Regions from separate parts of the Mus musculus genome. Here region 2 is linked to region 1. A link is a loop called in an ENCODE intact Hi-C map of the cell type or tissue named here. Cell type or tissue: left cerebral cortex. All regions are shown on one strand.

Region 1 (8,000 bases):
GCAAGTTCACTAGAGAAGTGCTGTGTGTTATTAAGTCCAATAAAGGACGGTATTACTTGAATCTGGGTCAATTGCTTGTAAGCAAGGCCGTGTTTAAAGTGGTATGAATTAAAGAGAATCTGCTCTGCACTACAAACCCAGTGCGGTCTGGCTCCCTCCTGCAGCTAGACTTCTGCTCTCATGTGCTCAGGAACCAGTCGGGAGCGTCGTGTGCGCTAACACACAGGATCCATCTCTGTTGCCGTGATCCAAGGGTAACAACAGCAACCAAAGATCAGGGTTGGCCAGGCAGAGGCAGGAAGGGAGTGCTTCCTAACCTTTAAAATGTCACCAACAGGGAGGTGGCACCATCATACTTATGAACAAAAGCTCACTGGCAAAATGTCTAGTTGGAAAATGGAGAAGACAAGGGTGGCCATTTAGATACATTAAAAACATAAAGACTGGCTGTGTATATGATCTTTTGGTCTCTATACGCCTCAGAGTCTGGTCACCATAGATCAGGGACCTCAGGCACCCACTTCCTAATCGCCATGTGCCCATGTGTCCTCATTCCGTCGCCTTGCCATTCCAAGTCTTCTGAAAGTGACACCCAGACTCCCTAAGGCGGGAAAGGCTTTGAATCTTTTGTTCAGAAGAAAAGCTAACAACTCGTTCAAAAGAAACAATTAAAGCAGTGTGGGAAGACACACTCCCAGCAGAGAGGATATCTGAATAACTTTGAATCAGTCAGGTCTGGCAGACCTCACACCCTTCTCAAAGACAGCGTAACACGTTTTTGTTATCAATGGCAAAGCCATTGGTGCCTTTCCCGGGTAGTCGGATAACTTTCCCCTTTTGTTCCCAGGGATCACATTAATTCTTCATAAGTGGTCCTTACTATTCCGTACTTGTTCTGTCTCAAGTGCAGCATTTTCTCACCAGCAGTGTATAAATTAGGCCAGCTAAATGGCAGAGACAACTCATCCATCATGTCCTTAATTTTCTACCCTGGGAGGATGCGCTGGTGCTTAAGTAAGGATAAAGGCAAGTCACGCCCGGTCCTCTGTGGGCTGCTGGGGCGTGTATTCCTACTCTCCACACAGGGAGGCGGCTATCAGGGACCAAGGTGCTCACTATATAGACGGAGGTGGTTTCTTTTATTAGTAAAAGGGATGTTTCTGTGACAGATAGAACAACCCCCCCTCCTTCTCCCTCCCCCTCCCCCTCCCCTCCCCTCCCCCTCCCCCTCCTTCTTTTACTGGAAGCTTTACTCAGCAAAGATGCTGAGTGCTCAGACTCCTGCTTTGTCCCTCCATCACCCCCAAAGTGTAGCTACGCCCACTTCCACCCACAATGGCTTATCCCCTACTGAGAACTCCAGCCACTGGGATTAACCGTGGTGAAACAGAAAACCTGCCTCCTCTTCTAAAGGGACACTGAACCTGCACCTATCATTTCTCGTGAGCAGAACAGGCTCGTGGCCACACCTCCCTGTAAGAGAGGCTGGGAGATGTCGGCTTTGATCTTTGATTGTCACAGCCCAAGCCGTCAAGAGCACAGTACAAAGGAGGAAGAGCTAAGGGTGTCTACCGCAAGCAGGGCTCTAATAATAGTGAGTCTTAACGCGGAAGGTGGGCCCTGTGAGGCAGAGGGTCACCAGGATTGAAGGTGAGACTGGAATCCGAGGGAGTCCACTGAGGCCCAGCCAGTAAAATGTCAGTGGGCGGGGGCGGGGGGTGAACCTAGAGAAGACAGCTGGCTCATCAGTTAAAGTACAAATGTGAGGACCAGAGTTAGGAGTCCCCAGGAAACCCATGTACGTGCTGGGTGGGTAGGTGTGGCAAGCTACCTCTAATTCCAACCTCAGAAGGTAGGAACGGGGGGGGGGGGGTAAGAAAGAGGTCCCCAGAGTAAGCCTAGTCCTATCAGTGAGCTCTGGGTTTGATTGAGAGACCTTGCCTCAGGGACTAAGGTAGAAAGGTAGAAAAGTGATGAAGGGTGATTGATCCTTGCTCTCAACTACAGGCCTGACATGCGCATGCCACCATGCCTATGCAGAAACTAACAAACCGTACAGGCATATATAAATGCACACACCGCAGGCGCACACAGGAGATACACATCGTGAAAACGAGGGCTCCTCTACAAAGAGCAGATTCTTCCAGATGTTTCAGGCACTTGGCATAGCAGTTCCAGCCAGCACTAGAGTGGCTTGGTGTGGTGGGACAGTTGTGATACTAAGGCCAAGAGCTCATGTGTGCTCCTGGTAATAATGACAGGAACAGCTGTGCAAGCCCCAGACCTCCTCTCTTTGCAGGGCAAAGCCCCTGCTTTCCTGGCGTGTTCTGTGCCCTTTCTGGGCCAGGCAGGTGGTGATAGAACAAGCTCCCATTTGTCTTATGATCTTGAGAATGGTCACTGTTAACTCCCCATGGTCCCTGTTCGTATTGATTACTTAACTCATTGCTATGTGCGATGACATAACACCTTACGGAAGCAACCGCAGAGATTGATTCTGGCTCCCAGTGGGCACAGTTCATCACAGTAGGGAAGCCATGGTGTCAGTAGGGAAGCTTTCACTGTGGTGGCAGGGGCAGGGCTAAGGTGGTCACATAGCATCTGCAGTCAGGAAACTGATAGAGATGATGCTGGTGCGCAGAGCATCACTGTCTGTTTGTTGTGGTGGTGGTGGTGGTGGTGGTGGTTCGGTCCTGGGATGCTGCCACCTACAAGCAAGACGAGCTAAATCCACAGGCCATAGACATGCCTCTGGGTGCATGTAGATTCTGTCAAACTGACAGTCGGTAGTAACCATCACACATTCTATCAAATGGGCGTGTTATTACTATGGTGGGAGACTCCTTAAAATCCCAGCATGGAGCGGAGAGGCGGGCACAAAGTCCCACAGCTAGCTCCGGAGCTGTTGGCAACCAACAGTTACTAGGAGAATGAAAGTGGTTTTCTTTAAGGATACGGACCCCTGGTAGGTTGACCATACTCCAATGAGGACCACATAGGCAAGAGTATGTGGGTAGCATGGATTGTATTCAATAAATTTTTTAATGACACAAAGTTAGGTGGGTAGGGAAGAGGGGGGTGGCTATGGAAGGAATTGAGATGAGACATGAATGTGATCAAAAAACATTGTATAAAAATTTCCAAGAGCTAATAAGATGAGAGAAATAAGATAAAATATTTATAGACCAAGAAAAAAAAAAGGAGAACCCTGAGTCCTGGATATTAGCAGGAGAGGCTTGGCATCTGTTACATTTCCTGATACTTTCCACTGAGCTAGCAAATTGCATCACACACCCAAAATCCCAACACTGAGGAGGCAGAGGCAAGGGGATCTTGAGTTTTGCACCAGCCTGGGCTACACAGGGAGACCCTGCCTCCAAACACCAATATTGAAAGCAAGCAGTTCTCTTAGAGTTGTTTGACTGTCTGTCTGATGGCATCCACCCTGACTGACAGCTGTAAAGGGCTTATTCTCCATAGGAACTCCAGTCTCATCATCAAGAGCCATGGGGTACCAAGTCTCATAAGAAAATGCTGTAGAGCTGGAGAAGTAGCTCGGTGGTTAAGAACAACTCGCTGTTCTTGCAGAGGACTCATGTTCGATTCCCAGCATCCACGTGGAGACTCACGCTATCTACAGCTGCCGCTCTAGGAGATCTGACACCGGGTACTGCATGCACATGGCTCACATACATACATATATACATACATACATGCATGCAGGGAAGCCACTCATGCATATAAAATAAATATATATTTTTTTTAAAAAATTAAAAGTTTCAGCATAGCTGGGTGGTTGAGACAGGGCCCACAATGTGGAGTTTGTGCCAGCGTTTGTCATACAGACTTCTCTTAGCTTCAGTTTCTTTGCCTCTAAGAGAGAGGTGTTGTTTTCCCACTCCCTGAGGTTGCTGTCAAGAGCAAATGACTGGCGTGTTCAAATGCTTGGCCAGTCGTCAAAGTGCAATTAGGAAAGCCGAGGTTTGCTCCCCTCATCCTCCCACCTGGGTCCTTGGCCTTATGTAATCTACCCTCGTCATTGTGAGCTGAGCCGGTGGCTTGCTTTTAATCAGTATTACTGCATGCGTCGCCTCTGTGATTAGGCAACAAAGGCTGTGCTTATGTGTTGCTAGAAGCCCATTGTCTTCCTGGCTTGCATGTTGGCACAGCCGGCCTGGCAAAAAGTAGAGGGTCTGTAGCCAACAGCATAGGAAGAGCTGAAAGAACCAGTCCAACAGCCGCAAGGGATGGGACCCCTCTAATAACAGTGACATCCTGGAGACAGATTCCTTCCCACTTGACATTCCTAGAAGGTCCCAACCCCTTTCAGGCACCACACTCTCATCCTTGGAGAGACCTGGAGAAAGGAGACAAGTACTTTGTATATAGCAATGCAAACTCCCCAGATATGCTTAGGCACACCAGGATTGCTGGCACAGACTCTTTGTTGTGGAAAACTCCAAATAAAAGCAGGCAAACGTGAGGCATAAAATCCCTCATGACTTGGGGGGCTGCAGGGGGAGGACTGGAGTGATGGCTCAGCAATTAAGAGCACTTGCTGCTCTTCCAGAGGATTTGGGTTCTATTCCCAGATTTCTCACAGTAGCGCATAACCATCCCTAACGCCAGTTCTAGGGTATTTGTCGCCCTCTTCTGGCCCATATAGGTATTGCATGCACATGGCAAACATACATAGACATGTGCAGGCAAGTAAGTACTCATACACATGCCAGAAATAAAATGGAAAAAAAAAAAAGTCCGCATATCTTTATGGAATGTTACAACTTGTAAAGTGTTTCCTATAGCTGCCTCCTTGCAGAGCCATCTCAGTAAACCCCTGAGGCAGGAGAGAGTAGTGGAGAAAGCAGGAAGCAAGGACCCTGAAGGGGGCTTACCCACAACCAACCAGCAGGTTAGAGGTAGCTGGTGTTGTTCTCCATACTCCTAAGACCCAAGACACTGTGGTCTGTTTGGGAGATTCCTCTTTGTAAAACCCCAAAACATGCATTTTCTGCCACGATTGGACCCTACAAAAACAACATGAGAATGTGAATATAATCTGAATGATTAGAAATTTTCAAAGCGTCTCTGAACTTCTGGCCTCTTGGAATTTTAGATTAAAGAAGGATCCTGTGGAAAATCCCACTGACAGAAACCGAGAGTCGACTACAGAGAAATATAATTGATGCTTTATGCACATATGTCTGGCAACTTATTTGGCTTTTTGTGTGCTCCCCTAAGGAACTTCATGACCCTTTAAGCCTGAATGCACCTCTCTTTGTCTGTTTTGTTTAAATATACCAGTTGTTTCTATTAGTCTCTGAAATGTGTGATATTGTTAGCCCTGTGTCACTGCCACCATTGGAGGTGACCTGGGCTGGGGTGTTGTGTTTGTTCTTCTCAGCCTGGCAGGTCCCAAACTAACATGACATTTCCGAGAGACCCTGGGGATGAGTTGCAGGGTGTGGTTAGTTTTACTTAAGATTGTTTTCTGTGGTGGACTCTCCTAGCCAGGAATAGGAGGGGGAATAACCACAGGTCTAGTTCCTCATCCCTTCTGCTCAGAAGCCAGCCTGCCAGTGTGCAGACCCCAGCATTCCTGCCTCCTGAGGAACTCTGGTGGTTTGCTGGCTTCTCTGTCTAACTTCTCTCATCTGTGGATGGAGAATAGGAATCAAAGCGACACCAGACTGCTGCGAGAGATGCAGAGTGCTTTAAAGAGCACCAGAGACATCCAAGCCTTTGTGTCGCTGAGGGTTAGCGTTAGGGTTTATGGCTAGAGGTTGGGCTGGAGTTGGAGGTGGAAGTTGGGGTTAGGGTTGAGTTTTGGTTTGGGTAAGGATTCGGGTTAAGGGTTAAGGACTAGCGTTAGAGTTAAGGCTAAGGTTAGGGGCTGGGGTTATAGTTGGGGTTAGGATTAGGGTTAGAGTTGAGGTGAAGTTGGGGTAAGGTTAAGTGTTCATTTTAGGATTATTGTTAAGAATTAGGGTTAAGATTATAATTAGGGATTTGGATTTAGATTAGGGTTAAGGGTGAAATTGGGGTAAGGCTAGTGTCTGGAGTAAGATAGATATTAATTTTAGGATTATTGCTAGAAATTGGGGCTTAGATTACAGTCAAGGATCAGGGTTGGGGTTCAGGATTCTGTATTATGTTAGGGGTTAGTGGTCAGGTTTTGCATCCAGGCTAAGGGTTCAAATTAGTATGGTTCTTTTGGTGGCCTCTGAAGTGAGTGTTTATATGAGAATTTAGTGTTAGGATTGGCAGTGTTTGCTTGTTTGTTTTTAACTTACTTCTACTTATTTCGTGTTTGAGTGTTTTGCTAGCATGTTATGCAAACCACCCTTTAGCCTCGTGCCTTTGCAGGCTGGAAGAGGGCATCAGAACTGGAGTTACAAAGAGTTGCAAGCTGCCATTGTGGGTGCTGGGAATCGAACCCAGGTCCTCTGGATGAGGAGTCAGTGTTCACCATCCAATCATCTCTCCAGCTTCTCATTTGCTTGGTATTTCAAGGTTTAGTTTTATTCATCCCAATGCCTGTGTGTCTGGATACATATTTTGATACCCGTGTGCCAGTGCCAGTGCACATGGATGCCAGAAGATCTCCCTGGGGCTGAGTTACAGGCAGTTGTGAGCTGCATACAGGAGTGCTGGCAACCGAACCCAGGAAGTATACTGGAACAGGAAGTGCTGCTGAGATGTCTCTCTAACCCAGAGCTGTTGGTGTTGCTTCTAGGACCACCCTCTTAGAAACTGGGGGGAATCTAGGCTGCTGCACCCATCTCCCAATCCAGTCCAGCTCAACGAGTATTTAGGAAGCACACAGTTCAACTCTGTATCTCCTCGCCAACCCGCACAGCCAGTCCTTCCATATCTCTGGGGACCTGAGGCATTCGGCCCTGAAAACACTGGGAACGGAGGGAACCGCATCCAAGGGTGCTTCTGTGCACCTTCCTCATTCGCCAGAGGCCACCTTCTCTGTGCCTTGCAGTCCCTTCTGAGTGCTGTGTGCTGTGTGCACCAAGCCTTCTCAAACACATCTCCATGATGGTCATGAGGGACTTTGAAGCAGGGACAGGAAAAGCATCTGGATTCTGTCTTGGCAGTTGGTCAAATCCTTTTGGAATCAGTGACGTGTGATAGGCTCTGTGGGTAGAACATTCCAGGCAGAGGGGCTGGTTTTGGACACAGTCTGAAGTTGTTACCATGGCCCTGGGCTGCTGAGTGGGGTGTGGAAAGGGACAATGGTGAATCTTGTCAGAGAGGAAAGAGGGGACAGGAGTGACCTGATTGACAGGGAGAGTCCCTCGTGGGCACTCGGACCAAATGCTTTATTGTTCATCTGCAACAACAGGTGCAAGTGTGTTCTTTAATACCGTCTCTTTAAAAAGCCAGATGTTAAAAACACTAAGGAGCTAGTCCACAGCCCAGCAGAAATTGCTTTCCCCCACTGACCGCAGTGAAGTGCTCTGCAGACCACACTTTGAAAGCATCAGATGGTGATTTGCTGTGCTGGAATGAAAAAGGAGCAAGTTGGAAGGAAGACGAGTGATCTATCTTCATTTATACCAGAGACCGTTTGTTAGCCAGATGACAGGAAGGCAGCTCCCCTGAAGGTACCCTGCATGGAGGGGGCTGTAAAACCCAACTAACAGTCTGGTAAATAAAGAGGGGCGGCAAACATCTGCAGAGGAGGAAGGATAAAGTCCAAGGGTTTCATTGTCTTTGTAGAAACTTATTTGCGCTGGGCCCAGATTAATTTTTCATTGTCTCCAGTTAAATGGGGGGGGGGGATTGCTTACACAGCTGCCTCGACAGAGCCTTGATTGTATTACTGCTGTTGCCAAAATCATAAAAGAAGGGGGCAGGGCGGAGAGAGACATTCAATAAAATCAAAAACCAACTTCAGATGCGATGGAGTCGCCAGCCCGAGGAGTCCTGGGGTGAGCGTTTTTCTGCTCCACCGTCTCTTTGATCAGCTTTGATGTCCTTTTCTGATC
Region 2 (8,000 bases), 110 kb before region 1:
GGTAGGTTTTATTTATTTTTGTCTTGGAATTTTTTTTTTATTGAGGCAGGGTCTCTCACTATCTCACAACTCACACCATAGGCAAGGCTGGCCCACCAGTGAGCTCCAGGAATCCACCCATTTCTACCTGCTCAGTGCTAGGAATCCAGTCATGTAGCACCATGCCCAGCATTTTATGTGAGCACTTCATTTGAACTCAGAGCCTCATGCTTGTGTACACAACACGTTCCCAGCTGAAGCATCTTCCCAAATCTGCATTCTATTCATTGACGCTGAAACCCATAGTGCTGCTGAAGCTGGCCTTGAACACACCATGTAGCATGGACTGGTCTAAAATCCTTCTTCCTCAGCCTTGGCAGTGCTGGAATGACCAATGTGTGTCACCGTGCCCTGGGCAATGTTCTTGGAATGTTCATGTGTTAGTACACAGCTATTCTGTTGGTCTGACATCATTCTCCAGGGCTCCTGAATTTTAAGTAGGTGAACTATGTGTCTTGTCCCCCCAGGAATTATTAGCCAAGTCCAACTCTTGGCCAGAGGGAAAAGGGGCATTTACAGAGTTTCTTGCTGATGCAGGCTGCCATTCCAGCCAGTGCTTCCTGAGTTCTTAGAGAAGTTGAGTGTATGCCTCCGAGCCTCCTCTGGACAGGTGGGTTGGAGTCTACCTCAAGAGGCATGGGGAACTCTGCCTAGAAAGGCAGGTCCTGAGTTTTGGGGACATGGAGGTAAACAGAAGAAAGGTATACAGCAGACAGGGACAAGGGAAGATGGCTGCAGCTCTCAGCTCTCCAGATCTCATCCACCTCCCTTCCCCCAGAGCTGGGATCCTTGTCTCTCTTGCCTTCTCCCTCCATGGTCTCTATATCTGTCTTATAGAAAGAGCTTCTTTCCTTAATTCTTTCCCTGGAGAACACCTAGCTGTGAGGCCAGGATGCCCCTGCCCTGATAGAAACATTCACAACAGTGATGTGCAGGAGGCAGGGACCAGTGATGTGCAGAAGGCAGGGACCATGCCTCACCTTCCTTCAGATCCCTGCGGCCACCACCACATTGCTGTGACACAACAATATGTTAACTGATTTCTCTTCTCTCGAGTTTCCCAGAGGAGATCTTTGAAAATAGAACTTGCTGCAGACAAAAGAATGTGTGGTCTTTTATACTAGTCTTGCTGAGTGCAGCCAGGGTGGAACCTGTGGGTCCCAAGCGTCAAAGCTCCAAGTCGTTTTGGACACTGTGGCTTGGGTGGTCCTTGTGGGCTCCTAAACAGTTGTGTTTCCATGGCACTTGGAAAATAACTCAGTCCTTTCAACAGACAATCCTACAGATGATAAAATGAGGCCACTGAGAGAGGAGGCATGCGTCCATCACACATAGCCTGGTTACAGCTGAAATGGTGAGGGGATTTGCATCCAGAAGCCTCTGGGCTTGAATGACATCCCTTTGGCATAGATTGTCATTACCTCTCTCATTTTCTGCTCGGGGAGCCCCAGTGTCTCCTGCCTCTTGCCCTTCGTAGAGTCTAAAGTAGATGTCTCTCTTATAATGAGTCCAGTAAATGGCCTGTAATTGAGTTGCTTTGACTTTGTTTGGGCCACACAGCCATCTCTAATCTATTTACAGTGGCCAGTGAATGCAAGTGTGTTTATCCACCAAGCTATTCTTAAAGCTGGAAGAGGTGAATAAATCTCACCAAAGCATGTTAAGGGTGCGTGCATATGGCTTCATCTGGGAAAGAAATGAAAAGGAGGTGCTAAAGAGGAGGGGGGTCTCGTGAGTGGGGCAGGGGCGAGCAGTAGGTGTGCACTCTGGCTGCAGCCTCACAGAAGAGAAGAGAAGCTCAGAGATAGGTCCTGAGGTTCAAAGCCAGCACCACAGTTTCCCAGCTGTATGACCATGACCAGTTCCACAGCCCCTCTGAGCCTTGGTTTCTGCAGGTGGATCATCACAGAACCCATGTCCAGTGGTATCTTGAGACTTCAATCTAATAGAAGTTTATTACATTAGGCACCTATTACACTTTTAATAAATATGAACTATTTTTATGTTACTCTTACGTGTATCACACATGCGTTTTCTTGGAAGTCCCACAAAGGCATGCTGGGCCTTCTTTCTGATTGAGAGCTGAGTTGAGCTGGGGGCATCTGACTGGTGAGCTCCCGTCTCTAAGGCAAGAGCAGCATGCTTGGGGAAGACAGTTGTCCTTGCTGTCATTGAGATCAGCTAAGGATTAGTTTCACCCCACTTCCACAAAGATACTTGATAATATATGTGCATGCTTCTCGATGTTGTTGCTGGTGGGTGGAAGCTGGGGAGAGGGTATTCGGTACATAACAGTGCACAAGGCAGTCTCCTTCTCTGTTGAGAATGAATGAATGAATGAATGAATGAATACAGCTCAAAAGAGCTGCTCATGACCACCAAGGTGAGAGTTAGACACAGTTGCTTCTCAGACCCCAGAGCCCATGCCTGTCACAGAGACTCAAAACTGTGCCCTGTGTGTCTTTTAAAGGCTGCCTGTTAAGGACAGAGCATCCCTTCTCGACGAGGCAAGGACTCTGTTTCCCACATGTTGGCTGAGTATAATGTGGCCACAAGCTGTTGAAAATAGAGGCCAATTTTCCCGTTTACCAAAGAGAAGGGGCCTCATCTAGTTAGACTAGAACTTTGTAATGAGTCCATCTTAACATCTCTGCTTTAAAAAAAAAAGTGATCATCTGGATCATTCAGATGGAAGCTGTCCTTGCTATCGGCTTGCACTTTACTCTCAGGTCCCTTTATTATCTGTTAATGAACACTTCCTGGAACAAGGCTTGGTCACGTGGCTGATCTTGCAGTCCGTGGATCTGTGTCAGAGTCTCTGAGATGAACGACTTCAAGATGGAGTCCAGATGACAATTACGTCATCCCGAAGTGCACAGGGGGAAGATGAGTCACCCATGAGGACTGAGTTATAAATGGGACCGTGGGAGGTCACGTTTTGGCTCAGCAGAGCTGTTGGATGAGAGGTGCTGGGGGAGGAAAGCAGCCTGGCTCCTCCTCACTCTCTTCATGGTTTGAAGTCGCTGAAGAATTTAGGACAATATTTCTTCCCACCCTCTCCCAACAACAAACCTCCTGTTGGTATTTAACGCTTTAATGGCTCACCTCACAACGGGTATGCTGTTGTTACCCACTGTAGTTACCATATTGTGATTCTTCTCAAGACTGGAGACTTTCTACGTAGACAAACTATGTATCTAAATTGGACAAACTACGTATCTATAGCAAATAAATGTGTTCTTTGCTACACTCCCTGCTGTATCTTCTGAAAGCTTCCCTGCCTTCCCTGTCCCTGTAGATGGCCCCACACACTTCCTATCTGGTATGGCTCTTTGTTTGCTCAAAGAAAAAAGTTAATTTAACTGTTTACTTAGCATCTTTAATTAAAAAGATTTATTTATGTGTGTGAGTATTTTCCTATATCTGTTTGTGCACTAGGTGTGTGCAGTGCCCTTCGAGGCCAGAAGAGGGCATTCACATCCCCTGGAATTGGAGTTATAGATGGCTATGAGCCACCAAGGGTTCTGGGAACCAAATCTGGGTCCTCTGCAAGAGTGGCCAATATTCTTAACCACTGAGCCATTTCTCCAGCCGAAGCATCTTTAATGTTTACATTGGGCAAGCTATTTGGGCTTGTTCTTATTTAAATAAATGAAGGTTTTGCTAAACTGGAAGTAAAGTGAATCAAATCACACTTGGCAGAAAGAAGTGTCATCAGGATCATGTCAGGCAGCCTCCTCCCTGGGAGGAAACTTGAGACCTCTGGGAGCTCAGAAAGGAAGGAAATGAGTGCTTGTCTCTGTCTCTGGAGCAAGATGGCTTCAGAATTCCCTTGCTCTGGCAGAAAAGGGAGTGATGAAGATGGATGCCAGGATGAAAGGGGCCTTGAGCCTCTGCACTTTCCAGCATCTCTTGTGCAGGACAAGCAGATTCAGAAGCAACTAAAAGGGGAACGCTGTCATTCTGATCAGCATAGAGGAGACATGCTGTGGTCTGCCTGAGAAGTCTTCTCTGCCTCAAACCGTGCCCATTGCCCTTGAAGAGCATGTCTCTTCAGCTTCCACCAACAGCTTAAGCAGGGGGCTTGCAAGGGTCACCCTCCTCAAACTAGCTGCTCACACTGCTGCTGCAGCCAGTTTCCATGTCACCCAAGCCAGCTTGTGTGTCACCTTGAATAATACTCAGCCTGTTTAGGCACACTCATTCCTCTTCTAGCCTTGTATCTGGCCAGATGGTGATTCAGAAAGAGACGGTGGTATCTCTGCTGAAAGCTAGTTGCTTCCTGGCCTGTAGGCTGCTGCTGCTGGGATAACACGAATGCTTCTAGGAACAGGGATGCGGATCCTCCCACAGAAGGGAAAGGGAGAGGCAAACCAACCAAGATGCCCAGTGTCACTGTGGGTACCTCCCACAGGCAGAGAAACCCATTCTCTCTTGTGGCATACTCTGGTGGCTTTAAATGAAAAGCAATAGGTAAATATGTTAGGACTATTTCCAGCAACTGGTGTTTGAGGCTCCACTCATAGGACCTGTGATCTTGCCTTCTCCTTGATGCTACCCTAATGGGACCACTGTGGAGGCTGGCTAGCAGGATTCATCCTGGATCAGCCTTTTAGTTTTAGGGAAGTTTGAGCCCCCACGAGCCTCAGTCTACTCATATGGAGACAGAACTTGAAGTCTCAATGTCCTCTGTCACCTTTGCCCCATTGCAACTCACCTCTTCCCTCCGTAGGTAGAATTCTTGTTGATTTCTGGTTTATTTTCCCTTCTCCTAGCTTCTGTTCTGTTTGTTCTGTTCTGTTTTTTTTATTTCTTTGCAGTTGATAATACACTCTGAGCAAAAGCAACTCGGGGATGAAAGGTTTGTTTAGCTTATACTTCATGGTCACAATCCATCATTGAGTAAACTCAAGACAGGAACTCGGGCAGGAATCTGGAGGCAGAATCCATGGAAGATGCTACTCACTGGCTCACTCATATGCTCATGCTTTCTTATATGGCTCAGTATCAGCTGCCTAAGGATAGTGCCGCCCGCAGTGTACTGGACCCTTCCATATAAATTAACAGTCAAGACAACCTCCTACGGTCACACCCACAAACCAATCCAATAAAGACAGTTACTCTGTTGAGACATCCTCCAGTTGAGTTCTAGGCTGTGTCGGGTTTTGCTAACAACAAAAATTAGAATTCTGCTAACAATTCTGCTAACTACTAAATAGAATGTGTTCTTTCAAAAACTGTCACGCTTGAACGTAACCTCACACAACTTCTCAGTGGGCTTTTTTCTCTAAGGAAAGTGGGTCTGGACCTTTCAACACCATGAGTGCCCCCCCCCAAATAAACCAAAGGGAAGGCTTGTGGCAAGGGTGGGGGTCTGTCTGGAGGAGGAGGAGATCATTAAGAAATGTGACCTGTGGTTCTGGGAACAAGTGTATCTATACTGAGGAGGAGGTCACATGGAATTAACCCTGTAACATTGCATTTGCTCTACTGCCATACTGTGTAGACAGCCCAGCTCTCTCCATTCACAAGGAGATGCTACAACCATTGGCCATTTAATTCCCACCTCATCTCGTCCCAGGAAACTGAGATTTCACAGGTAGGGAGAGGGGTAGAGAGGAAGGGAGGGAGGGAGGGAGGGAGGGAGGGAGGGAGGGAGGGAGGGAGGGAGGGAGGGAGGGAGAGAAAGAGATTGAGAGATTGAGACAAGGTTTTACTCAAGCTTTTTTGGAGCTATGTAACCCAGGCTGGCCTTAAGCAATCCTCGGGCCTCAGCCTCACAGGTGCTGGATTTATAAGTACAGAACCATGCTTGGTTCTGTATTATGGTATAGTTAATATTATTGAAGTATCTTAGAGATCATCTTGTTTTTAGGGGTTGGAGTTTCTTGTTTCTGAGAATATGTGTATGGGGTTCAGAGAGTGAAGCATCTTGGTGTCTGCTGCTTCCTAGCAAATGGCTCCATAGCTCAGAAAATACCTTTGCGTGCGTGCGTGCGTGCATGCGTGCGTGCGTGAGTGCGTGTGTTGACATGTGCTCACACACACACACACACGATAGATAGATAGATAGATAGATAGATAGATAGATAGATGATAGATAGATAGATAGATAGATAGATAGATAGATAGATAGATAGATAGATAGAATTTTCCTTTTATCCACTCCCCATAAAACACACACAAAGTAGACCCCAATGTTAAATCTACATGGGGCACCCTTAGGAAATGACCATCAGTCACAATCAAGAATGCCTTAGGACTTTATGTTAGAGATAGGAGTGGCCAGGAGAAGATGTTTGGGAATCGCAGGACCTTAAATCCATGCTATCGGGGTGGGGTGGGGGTCCTCTTTCCCTTAAGGTCAATCAAAGCCACTTTAAACACCATTCAAAGAACTGGGGGCTGGAAGTGTGGCTCACTGGTAGAGCATCTGCTTAGCTTATGTAGGCCCATTTCAGAGCAATGAGACCACAATTAGCAATAATTAGAAGTGGCCTGCCTCTGGAAAACCCTCACCCAGAGTTTTGAGGTCCAGGTACTCGCTTGGCTGTACCACCTTCTATCCTTGATCAGTCTCTAAGAAACAGGAAGCAGAGCTGTTGCTAAGGAAGTGGGTCCCCCCCCCCTGTATAAAGTTACAGAAAATATTACATTAAAAGAAAAACATACCTACAACTTTTTCTCTCCCTCTAGATTGCTACCACTTCGGCATCTAATTTAACCAGTTCAGCAGTGTGTACATTCAAACAGAATTGAACAGATTAAAAGAGAAGGGTGTGGCTCTGAAGGTTCAAGTCGCCTCTTTTCGCTCCTCTTGGGTTACCTCCTAGAGGTGTATGCTCATCTATATTTTCTGTCCTTTCAGCAAATGATAGACAAAAATCTTCCCTGAGAGGGTATGGGCTTGATGTGGGATGACCCTGTGCCCAGCATAGGGACCAGGACATTTGAGAAGCAGCCTTGACCATCCAAAGAGACCCTTTCCTCCTCTGGATCCCTGCTCCAACTCTGCACTCGCCGGCAGGTTTTACTTGGCTGTTAGTTAATGGAAGGCTTGCCCCAGTGTCTGTGTTTACAAAGCCTCCAGGGAAAACCTCTCTAAGCGCTCTGGCACTCACTCTGAACTCCATATGGAATAAGGAAAAAAAAAAAGTGTTCCATAATGGAGTCATAATGGTGATTATAAAAAGCCCCCTCCCTCCTGGGAATTTTACACTGGCTTCTAGAATGTTCTGTCTTCAAACAAGCAGCCAAGCCCATTTATGGAACATCAAAGGAAGGGCCACAAAGCACCACGGAGTGACAGTCACGGAGGCCTAATGAGTGTGAGATGATTAATCTGTCACCTTTTCAGTCACTGGAGACTTCATAGTAATAACTGTGCTTTCTGTGGGCCTCTGCTTATTCCCCTTAGACTGAGGTGTAAGAAACCAAGGGCTGCCTGGATGGTGTGAGTTGGGTTTGTAGGACGACACTATCTTTCTTCAAAGCAGTTTGCCTTCTCAGACATGGTAACGAGGCCACCCGTTTTCAACAGACCGAGTGTATAATTTGCCCAAATTGCTAGTAGTCACAGAGCAGTCAAATTCCGCAGTGCTGTGGCAACAGCTTCCTGTGGCTTTCCCATGTTACTCTTATCTGCTCACCTTAAGTCCCAGAACCAAGGTGATATGGACCAGGCTGTGAGAGATGCAGGGAGATCATCCAGATCTGGGCTAAGACTTTACAGACATGATGGGTCTCCTTTTCAATATAGGGAAACTCATGAACCAGCACCAACTGATCATGCAGCTAAGGGCCATGTATTCCCATATACCACGCAGACCAGACCACCAGGTGCCCATTCTGCTGTTTTCCCCCCAATTTGTCTAAATCTCTTCATCTCTTTGACATAATCAAATGTCTGCTGACGTGACTCCAAAATGAAAACAATGTGGGTCAGCACCCTGGAGAATGAG

What was found. Peaks named below come from ENCODE experiments on the same cell type or tissue, not always from the same donor. Only the 100,000 strongest peaks of a DNase experiment are listed, where the experiment ranks them.
Region 2: a loop joins it to region 1, with 2.0 times the contacts of the local background. A loop is called at or near these places in 3 of 42 quality-filtered maps.

The regions. Positions count from the first base shown.
Region 1 is chr5:127,477,009-127,485,008 of GRCm38, forward strand. All of the region lies in intron 3 of Tmem132c (transmembrane protein 132C), which reads left to right. Among named protein-coding and RNA genes, the nearest start is that of Slc15a4, 140 kb to the right of the region's middle. In left cerebral cortex, a CTCF peak has its summit at 4,658 (motif pointing left); DNase peaks (open chromatin) are centred at 935, 4,652 and 7,175.
Region 2 is chr5:127,371,532-127,379,531 of GRCm38, forward strand. The region is part of intron 2 of Tmem132c (transmembrane protein 132C); the gene reads left to right. Among named protein-coding and RNA genes, the nearest start is that of Tmem132cos, 94 kb to the left of the region's middle. In left cerebral cortex, a CTCF peak has its summit at 3,506 (motif pointing right); DNase peaks (open chromatin) are centred at 2,944 and 4,308; H3K27ac peaks cover 1,036 bases.